2 separate regions of the Homo sapiens genome follow, and region 1 is linked to region 2. Evidence: chromatin contacts called from ENCODE Hi-C or POLR2A ChIA-PET data. All regions are on one chromosome and are shown on one strand. Each heading gives the region's core, a stretch centred on a gene start or an enhancer-like site at or near the end of the contact. The rest is flanking DNA. Distances are from core to core; before and after follow the strand shown.

Region 1 (4,383 bases), core at 518-3,017, 1.6 Mb after region 2:
CTGCTTGGGCCTCTTGGGGCCATGCAGTTTCCATGAAAACAAGGAAGAGCACCAACCCCCAGAGATAAGCCAATAAACGCAACCTGCAAAAGGAGAGAACAGGCAGCAAGAGAGGCGGAGGGAACCCGGGGGGCCTGGAGAGAGAGGTGAGTGTGTGGCAGCTGGGCTGTGGAGCATAACCAGAGAGGCCGCAGGCTGCGGGCTGGAGGAAAACGAGGGCCTTGCAGGGGGGCTACTGTTCCTGGCAGAGAGAAAGGAGGCCTCTGGAGGTCAGAGAGAGACACAAAGAGAGCAGACAGAGCGAGGGTCAGTGAAGAGGCCAGCACGCAGGTGCCCGGGCCCTCTTGGGTCAGCGGGCGTGGGTGCCCAGGCCCTGGCACTTCCCCCATGAAGGCAGCCTGCTTTCCACGCCTTCTCATGATGCCTGTGAGGGTCTCCTCCTGCTTCCAGGCAGGGAGCCAGCTCTGGGCCTCCTTCCATTGGCCTGGGAGGTTGTGCTGCATTTCAGAGAGAGCCATCGGGAGCAGAAGCAACATGCGGAGAGGATGAGCAGGGACGGAGGCTCCACCATGACACTCTCAGTCCCAGCATCTCCTCAGCCCAGTCACCACACTGGAGAGGGAGGAGGCCCTTCAGACCCCGCAGGCCTCTGCACCCTGGGAGTTCCGCGTCTAACTCTCTTCCTGCAATCATCAGAGGCAGGAACTGGGCCCAGGTGGGGTAAAGGCAGGAAGACGTCTGCCTGCCCTGCTCCCTGGGCACTTCCCTGGATGCTGTATACCACAGGACAGAGATCGAGACTGTCTTTTGAAAAACATTTAGAGACAGGATCTCACCCTGTCACCCAGACTGGTCTCAAACTCATGGCCTCAAAGGATCCTCCCGCCGTGGGGTCCCAAAGATTATAGGCGTGAGCCACGGCGCCCAGCCCCAAACCGTCTTGATTCCCGACTTTGTAGGATGAAGGCCTGAGTGAAGAGGTGGGGAGGAGCTAAGCGGAGGAGCCCTACCCAGCCTGGACCACCCTGGGGCACGCACTCTGCGTCCACCTGACCTGGACGTGCCTCCTAAGGCTGGCAGCGAAGCCCAGGAGCAGAGCCCACGGATGGGCCCTGCAGGTGCTGGGCCTAGACCGACCGACAGACAGGCCTGGCCACTCAGGGCCACGCCGCCGCTGTGCCGCGCCTGCCCCCTCCCCGCCCGCCACCCCCGCCACTGGGGCAGGGACAGCGGGCCCAGCTCTGACCTCGGGTCTCGGGCACGCTCGACGTGGGCAGAGACACGGCCGCAGGGTCCTGGGGCTCGCTCGCTAGCCTCTGCCCGGCACACATGGACTTGAGCATCTGGAAGACGGCGAGGGGGGCCACGTTCAGCTTCAGCAGGTCCACCAGGATCCTGGCGGGGACAGACGCGGGGCCGGTGAGCCCTCTCCGCCCGGCGCGGCCACCTCCCTGAAGACCGGACAAGGACGGGGGCGGGGGCAGCGGGGGCTCCTCCCGACCAGCGGGCCGGGCGTACCCGGAGAGCAGAGGTCGGGGGTGTCTGGCGAGCATGCGGCCCCCACCCGCCCCGCTCACTTGAACACGTCGGGGTCGATACCGCCGCCCGCCGCCTGAGCCAGCTCGTACAGCTCCATCTCCTCGGTGCTCAGCACCTTCTTGCGCCGCAGCGCCAGCTTCTGCCGGGCCGCCTCCAGCCCCGGGGGCGCCGCCGACCCCGGCCCAGGCCCTACGCCCTGCGCCGCCATCCGCGAGGCCCGCCGAAAGGTGCGCCCCGCCCCGCCGCGCCCCCTAGCGGATGCGCCCACCGCCCTCTCCCTGCAGCGCCAGCGTCTGGCCTCCCGGGCTGCCCTGGCGGGAGCGGCGGGAGCGCGGGGACGGGGCCGCCTCCTCGGCGTCATTGGAGCCCAACAGTTAGTGGGCGCTCACGGTGTGCTGAGCGGCGCGCTAGGCGTCGGGAGTGGCATGGCGGACTGCAGGGGCCAGCTGCTTGGCGGTCAGGGCGTCCCTGATAGACTTGCATTGGTCGTGCTCGCTTAGGTGGCAGCACCCAGCCCAGTGCCAGGCATACATTGGGCGCTCAGTCAATACCTGTTTCAAGAAAGCGTGCAATTTTCTGGTCCGCACCGGTGCACCACTAGGGGTCGCTCTTCGGGGGGGGTGGGGGGCACTAATCAACAACCCTGCTTACGCGCACGCGCATTCCTTGCTAGGGAGAAAGTGCGTGAGCCCTACCTTGGGGCGCCAGAGGCCGCCACAACGCAGGCGCATTCAGCTAAGGACCACTCCCTCCCCCCGCACTCCTGCCTCGCCATTTCCCCTCCCTGGCCGGCCGGCCGGCCTTCTTCGCTTTGCGCACGTACCTTTTGAGGTAACGGCCCAAAGAGGTAGAAGCGCTTTTCCCGCCCGGCCGCGGGGCGTGGCTCTGCGCGCAGCTTGATGACGACGTTTTGGCGCGGTGGCGGAATGGCGGCTTCCACCTCTGAAGCGGGCGACGCTATGGGTCCCACAGGTGAGTGGCGCGGGACGCGCGCGTGAGACGGTCCGACGCCCTGGGGGCTTCCGCGAGCCCCTGCGGAGGCCATCTCCGTTCCTCCGCGAGCCCCAGGACTCGGGCGGCCCGGCGGCTCTGCCCAGGCCGGGCAGGCTGGGGAGTGGAGGGCCCCGGCTGAGTCTTCCTGCCACTCCTCTGGGCCATGCCTTTGTGCCACCTTCCCGCGCCGCTCGTACACTCTGTTCTGGTCCGGTAGGTGTTCGTTGAAGGTTACCCGTCGTTGAAGGAATTGAGGGAAGGAGAGCTTTGTGTTGAAATTGAGCCTTGGGCTCAACAGGCGGTGTGGGAGGAAGAGCCGGGTGTGGGTCCCAGCTCGACCCTTCCCCTGTGCGCTCCACATCTCCGAGCCTTGGTTTCGGAGGCTCCCGAAGCCCAATTCGCAGGAGAGTTGGAAACAAGTGGGCGCGTGCTGTTAAGGGAGGTCTTGGCATGACAGAATTTGCTTGGAATGATTAGCGTTGCCCAAGGGCTGTCGCTGTCAGAAAAACAAAACAAAACGAAACAAAAAAAACAAACGGGTCCGAAGCAGCTCCTGGAGAAAATAGGTGTTGGAGAGTCGCGACGAAGTGGACTCTAGGTGCATGGCACGCAGAGACCTGTGACGGGGGAGGGTGGCCATGGCAGGGTCAGAGAACAGGGGTGTGGGAGACACCTCTTGGGAGTTCTCGGGTTTGAATTTCCTCTCTTGGAAAGTTCCTAGAAATTCCTCTGGGCCTCATTCTTTCAGTCGCTGCCCATGAAAGCTTTTACTGAGCAGAGATGCTCTCCCCTTCATCATCTCTAGAGCTCCGCACTTATCCAGCAGTCCACAGTTTAATGCTGCTTTGATCATTTTGCAGTAGTGCAGTGTTTTCTTGACCAAGTGCATTAGGACTGAGGCGTTTTTCTTTAACACTGCAATTGATAGCTAGGTTAAGAATTGAGGCCGGGCGCGGTGGCTCACGCCTGTAATCCCAGCACTTTGGGAGGCCCAGGCGGGTGGATCACGAGGTCACGAGTTCAAGACCAGCTTGGCCAAGATGGTGAAACCTCGTCTCTAGTAGAAAATACAAAAATTAGCCGGGCGTGGTAGCGGGCGCGTGTAATCCCAGCCACTTGGGAGGCTGAGGCAGAGAATTGCTTGCACCCGGGAGGCGGAGGTTGCAGTGAGCTGAGATGGCGCCACTGCACTCCAGCCTGTGCGACAGAGCGCAGAGCGAGACTCCGTCTCAAAAAAAAAAAAGGAAAAGAGAAAGCTGGCCGGGCGCGGTGGCTCACGCCTGTAATCCCAGCACTTTGGGAGGCTGAGGCGGGCTTATCACGAAGTCAGGATATCTAGACCATCCTGGCTAACATGTGAAACCCACTCTACTAAGTAAATACAAAAGACAATTAGCCGGGCGTGGTGGCCGGCGCCTGTAGTCCCAGCTACTCGGGAGGCTGAGGCAGGAGAATGGCGTGAACCCAAGCGGAGCTTGCAGTGAGCCAAGATAGCACCACTGGACTCCAGCCTGGGCGACAGAGTGAGACTCCGTCTCAAAAAAAAAAAAAAAAAAAATTGAAAAAACTTGGGAGATGTTCCTATTGCCAAGTGGCAGAGAGGCAGAGATTCCTGTCTCCTCTCACTCTACAACTGCCTACATGGCCTCTTTACACCCAGCCTCTCTTCCTCCACAGACTGCCAGGTGCCACCCCAGTGCCGTTACTTGTGCAGTGGGCAGAGCTGGGCCAGGAAAACTGTAACTAGGCCACCAGTGGGACTTGGCAGACTTCCTGTCTGTGAAGTCTAGGTCTGAGCATTTTTTATTTTTGACCTGGGTGAGCTGAGAGGTAGGAATCTGGAAAGCTGAT
Region 2 (4,478 bases), core at 540-3,039:
ATCCATATATATCCATATATGGACTCCTGAGGTGGGGGAAGTTTCTTTAAGTTCTTTTGTAAATGCCTAGAGATTATAGTTGGCAAATCTCTGAATCCCTGGGGGATGCATTGCCACCAATATGGAAAGCCTTCATAGGTAAACACAAAGAGATACCTTGGTTCCTCTGCTGAAGGTATAGAAAAGAAAGCTCAACATAAGTCTATTACTAAAATTAGTTAGGTCACACAATAGGAGGCTAAGAGGTTGAGTACTACAACTGTCAGACATACCAAAAATATATTTCTATCAGATTTTGTAAAAATATGTAAGCAAGCTAAACTTCTTTGTCAGTTTCCCTTCCTTTTTCATAGGTAATATAGGAAGACTATTACAAGGCAAATGTCCTTTCTTTATGATTCTCTTTCTAGTTCTCTAATTACAGGTTCAATTCCCCGTATTTGAGCTAGGGAGAGGATATAGCTTTACACATGACCATAATTTTTCTTTGGTGTAAGCTACGACAGTAGGGTCAATCAAATGATAGACTTAATGAGTCAATGTGTTTAAGAAAGACTTCAGCAAACAAGGCCTCTTGTCTGACCGAAGATGGCTACACATCCTCCAATTTGCCCAGTGGAAAGGCTCACTCAAGGTGTCCCATCCTTGTCACCAAACTTGTGGGGGCAGAAAGGAAACCAACACCCAAAGGAACATGCCAATTCAAAAAATAGAGAATGATTAGATAATTCTATTATTTAGAAAAAACCTGAATGCATTCAGGTAGTCAGCAAGTGTCTACACAGCTATGGTAGATTTTTAGCTCTATTGTTATGGAATTAAAGCTACAGTTACTATCCCTCATTCCGTTTTTAGTAAACAGCCAGAAGCTATTCAATTTGCATCAGTAGTTACGTTGAGTTTACCCTGATGGCCTGATTTTTATAATTCTTTATCAGGCTTACCCTGATGTTCTGCTATTATCATTCGTTACCACTACCTCCTGTAACCGCCCAAAAGTGTCCCCACACACACGAGGGCATGTTCAGTTTCCCACACTCCACCTCAACAACTGGCACCAGAATCGGCCCAGTTGCTCAAGCCAAAATCTCAGGAGTCATCCTGGTTTTCTCTCTTGCCACCCTGTGGCCCCACATCCAATCCATCAGCAAAAAACAGCTGGGAGCTGGAAAGGCAAGACTCTCTTCCTGTGAGTCCTTCACACCGCCTGCACCTGTCTAAGCCACCATTCCACTCCCTTTCCCACCTACAGCCTGGTGATATCTCCCTTCTCCTCTGCCTTCCCTCTTTGCAGCTCAATCTTTCTTTCCCTAGGTTATCAATTGTATAATAAAGATTATAAAATCACTCTATCCCAATAAATATAGCTTCTATCAGTCTTAATGACTGAAGCACCGCAGAATTCTCGGTTTGGAAGGGGGTTTTGCTGCTTAAAAAGTTTCAAAATCACTGCCAGAGGGAACCAGCAGCCCTTTTGTTGATAGCAGAGCCAGCTCCTCTCGCACGTGAATAAACAACCATAAATGAGACACGGCACATTTGAGCAGTCTTTTAAAATCATTTAAGCTTTAAAAATTATTTAAGACACGTTTGTTTTAAAAAAGCAATTCAAATCAAGCATTTGCAACATACCTACGATACCTCTATGGAGACTTAGCATCTACAAGACCCAGTTTGACAACTGCCAGCGCCAGGGAATAAGTGAAGTTTCTCAGCCCAAGTCACACAAGGCCCTAGCCAACCCACCTCTGCCTGCTCCCTGGGGCTCTCCTCTACCCCAGCCCTCTCTCCCTAAAGCCAGCGAGAGGCTCCGCGATTGTCCCCCCCAAATCCTTTCCCCCTTTTCGGGAATAGCAAGCGAGTCCAAGAGATGAGGTCACGTGATGCCGTCCGACCAATCTGGTGTGAGCAGAGGCCCCCATTCTTCCGGGGAGAGGGGCGGGGGCGGGGCCGGGCCGGGAGCGGAAGGAGCAGGGGTGGACAGAACAGCCTGGGGAGGGGGCGGGGACAGGGCGAAGCAGGGAGGGGAGGGGGCGGGAACAGGGCCAGGTGGGGCGGGCGCGCGTGTGGGGGGGCGGGCGCGCGTGTCGGGGGCGGGCGCGCGTGTGGGGGGGCGGGCGCGCGTGTCGGGGGGCGGGCGCGGGGGCGGGCACAGCAGGCGCAGGGTCTTTCCCACATGCTGGGCTGCAGAGTGAGGAAAACCCATCCCGGAGGAAGCTGGCGGTTAGGCTGGCTGAAGGCATTCTGCATGATGAACACAACAGTTCTCAAAAAAGTAATGATGTCATACCAGAGCAGCAGGAGGGGGTGGTCTGTGACCATGTATGCTTGATAAATTCTGGATTTAAGCAAAGTAGGCCGGCTTCTTTGTCAATAGACGTATTGGGTTATTCCCGGGGGGGCTGCAGCCGGAGCACCTCCCACTCCTTCGCAGGGGTTATTTCTGAAGACCCCCTCTTGGAGGAGCTCTGCTAGGGCCCTGCGTGCACCTGCTGCCCTGGCATCCTGGCCAGCAGCTCCGCCAGGCTCTAGTGTGTATGGCCTGGGCTACCTCCCGGTACTGTCGCCGCAGGCCTTGGGACCCGTTCCCGCCGCGAGGCTCCCGAGGTAGCCCCGGCCTCCGGTTCTTCTCAGATAGCCCCGTCGTCCAGCCCCAGAAGCGGGCACTAATGCCTTCCCTGAACGCTGAAAGTTGTTGAATGGATATGGACAATGATTAGAATCATGTAGAAAACATTAAGTGATGGTCAGTATGTTCTGTTTGGGAAATACTGAAATGTGCAACACAAGCTAGAAATAACAACATGCAGAACAGCACAACTTTGTAAGACCCGCGCTGAAGGAGGCAGCATTTGTGTGAGAGCGCCCGGCGCTGCCCAGAAGAGCTGGAACGCCCAAGGAAGGCCGCTGCTCAGCGCAGGACCCCTGGGCTCCCGGAAACGGGATAGCGTTGCTTATCTTTAAGGTAGGCTTGGGAAATACCTTGTTTCTCCGTAGTTTTGTGGGTGTATATACAGATACTCCTTGACTTACCATGGGGGTTACATCCCAGTAAACCCATCGTAAGTTGAAAATACCATAGTCAAAGATGCATTTAATACACTTGACCTACCAAACATCATAGCTTAGTGTAGCCTGCTTTTAACGTGCTCAGAGTTAGGCAAAATCCTACTTTATAGTTAAGTGTTGAATATCTCATGTCATTTATTGAATACTGTACTGAGAGTGAAAAAGAGAATGGTTGTGTGGGTACTCAAAGTAGAGTTTATATTGAGTGTGTATCACTATCACACCAGTAAGAAGTCAAAACATCATACGTCGAACCATCCTAAATTGGAAATTTGTGTGTGTGTCTGTGTGTGTGTGTGTGTGTGTGTGTGTGTGGTTTTTAACCGATAGGCAAGAGACACTTCCTAATGGCCTGTTTAATGACTCCAAATTACCTTGCGTCTCTTCATTGAGAAGGTGATTTAGTTTTCCCTAGGTGGTGAGGCACTATTTAAAAATTAATTTAAGCAACAACTCCAATAAACATGGGTTCATCTTTCAGTCTCTTATTAATCATATTCCAGAAAGAATTGAAGTTCTCTACCTGAGGCGTTTTGAAATTTTTTTCAATGTGGTTTTATGATAGTTATTTGAAATTACTTGACAGAGAGAAGACCATTTGTTATAGTTTGTGTACCAAGAGAAGTTCCAAGTGTGCCCCTGTTAAATTCCTTGAAAAGTTTTCACCTCTTGGGACAGACACTTAAAAGAAACTGAATTGGGCCCTGGTCAATAATCAATTTAAAAAGCTCTAGTAACTGAGAAAGTAAAATTCCATTTGCTCGTATGCCTGTCTTGCAAAGATCTATCAAAACTCCATGTTCTATTGCCTTTCTTTGGAATGAGAGCTGGAGCAGCTGACAGGGAAATCAATTGGTCCCCACCCTATTAATGCTTAATTAACATCGAGCTTGCTAGCATGTGAGCGCTCCCATAGGAAGGAGGCCTTGTATCAAGAGGAGGGAGCTGTGAGCACTGGCTGCTGGGGGGCTTTTGCAAGCGGCCCCCATGGATGGAGCCCAAAGGTGGAACACAGTTGCCAGTACTTTCTGGCTGACCGTGACCCCTGCAGTGTCAGGATGAGCCATATCACACCACCAGTGTCACACCAGAAGGGCACGAGGCAGCAATTCATGTGTGGTTGCACCTGCCCACCTCCCCGAGGTGGTCAAGGAAGGGGCAACATCAGAGGACCACCACTGTGAAGCCTCTGAGAAGCCATTTTTACTTCCTGCCACTGCAAAGCTCAGAATTGTGAGAGAGCCAGAAAAACTGCTGTCACCGCACACCCCATCAGAAGTGACCATAAGGGTGTTGTCTCTGCTCCAGGACAGGAGGCCCCCACGATGTGGTTGCAATAAGTGGGTGGTCCCTATGGTTGATGGTCCCTAAGTGGTGAGGTACTATTTAAAAATTAGTTAAAGCGATAA

Evidence for each region. A loop is a pair of places that touch in the nucleus more often than their neighbours do. ChIA-PET counts read pairs that join two places held with the same protein, here RNA polymerase II (POLR2A). Pooled maps may share reads with other maps.
Region 1: a loop to region 2 is called in a map of CD8-positive, alpha-beta T cell, with 12 times the contacts of the local background. The contact joins the promoter of MZT2A here to the promoter of LINC02572 in region 2. A Hi-C loop is called at or near these places in 2 of 168 maps with a recorded cell type or tissue (CD8-positive, alpha-beta T cell and ascending aorta) and 11 of 50 pooled maps. POLR2A ChIA-PET finds 5 or more read pairs at or near these places in 1 of 52 experiments (T-cell).

The regions. Positions count from the first base shown.
Region 1 is chr2:131,490,630-131,495,012 of GRCh38, forward strand. MZT2A (mitotic spindle organizing protein 2A) reads right to left here and starts at 1,768. Exons shown (of 3, transcript NM_001085365.2): 1 at 1,578-1,768; 2 at 1,247-1,395. The coding sequence starts at 1,747. It overlaps MIR4784 (microRNA 4784), which reads right to left and starts at 607; the gene lies at 531-607. It also overlaps the pseudogene SMPD4BP. RefSeq lists enhancers at 1,099-1,892, 1,893-2,686 and silencers at 1,489-1,998, 2,519-2,708.
Region 2 is chr2:129,875,702-129,880,179 of GRCh38, forward strand. It overlaps LINC02572 (long intergenic non-protein coding RNA 2572), which reads right to left and starts at 1,790. Exons shown (of 6, transcript NR_149127.1): 1 at 1,747-1,790. It overlaps LOC105373616 (a long non-coding RNA gene), which reads left to right and starts at 2,178. Exons shown (of 3, transcript XR_923328.3): 1 at 2,178-2,965. RefSeq lists enhancers at 1,735-2,029, 2,050-2,606, 2,607-3,162.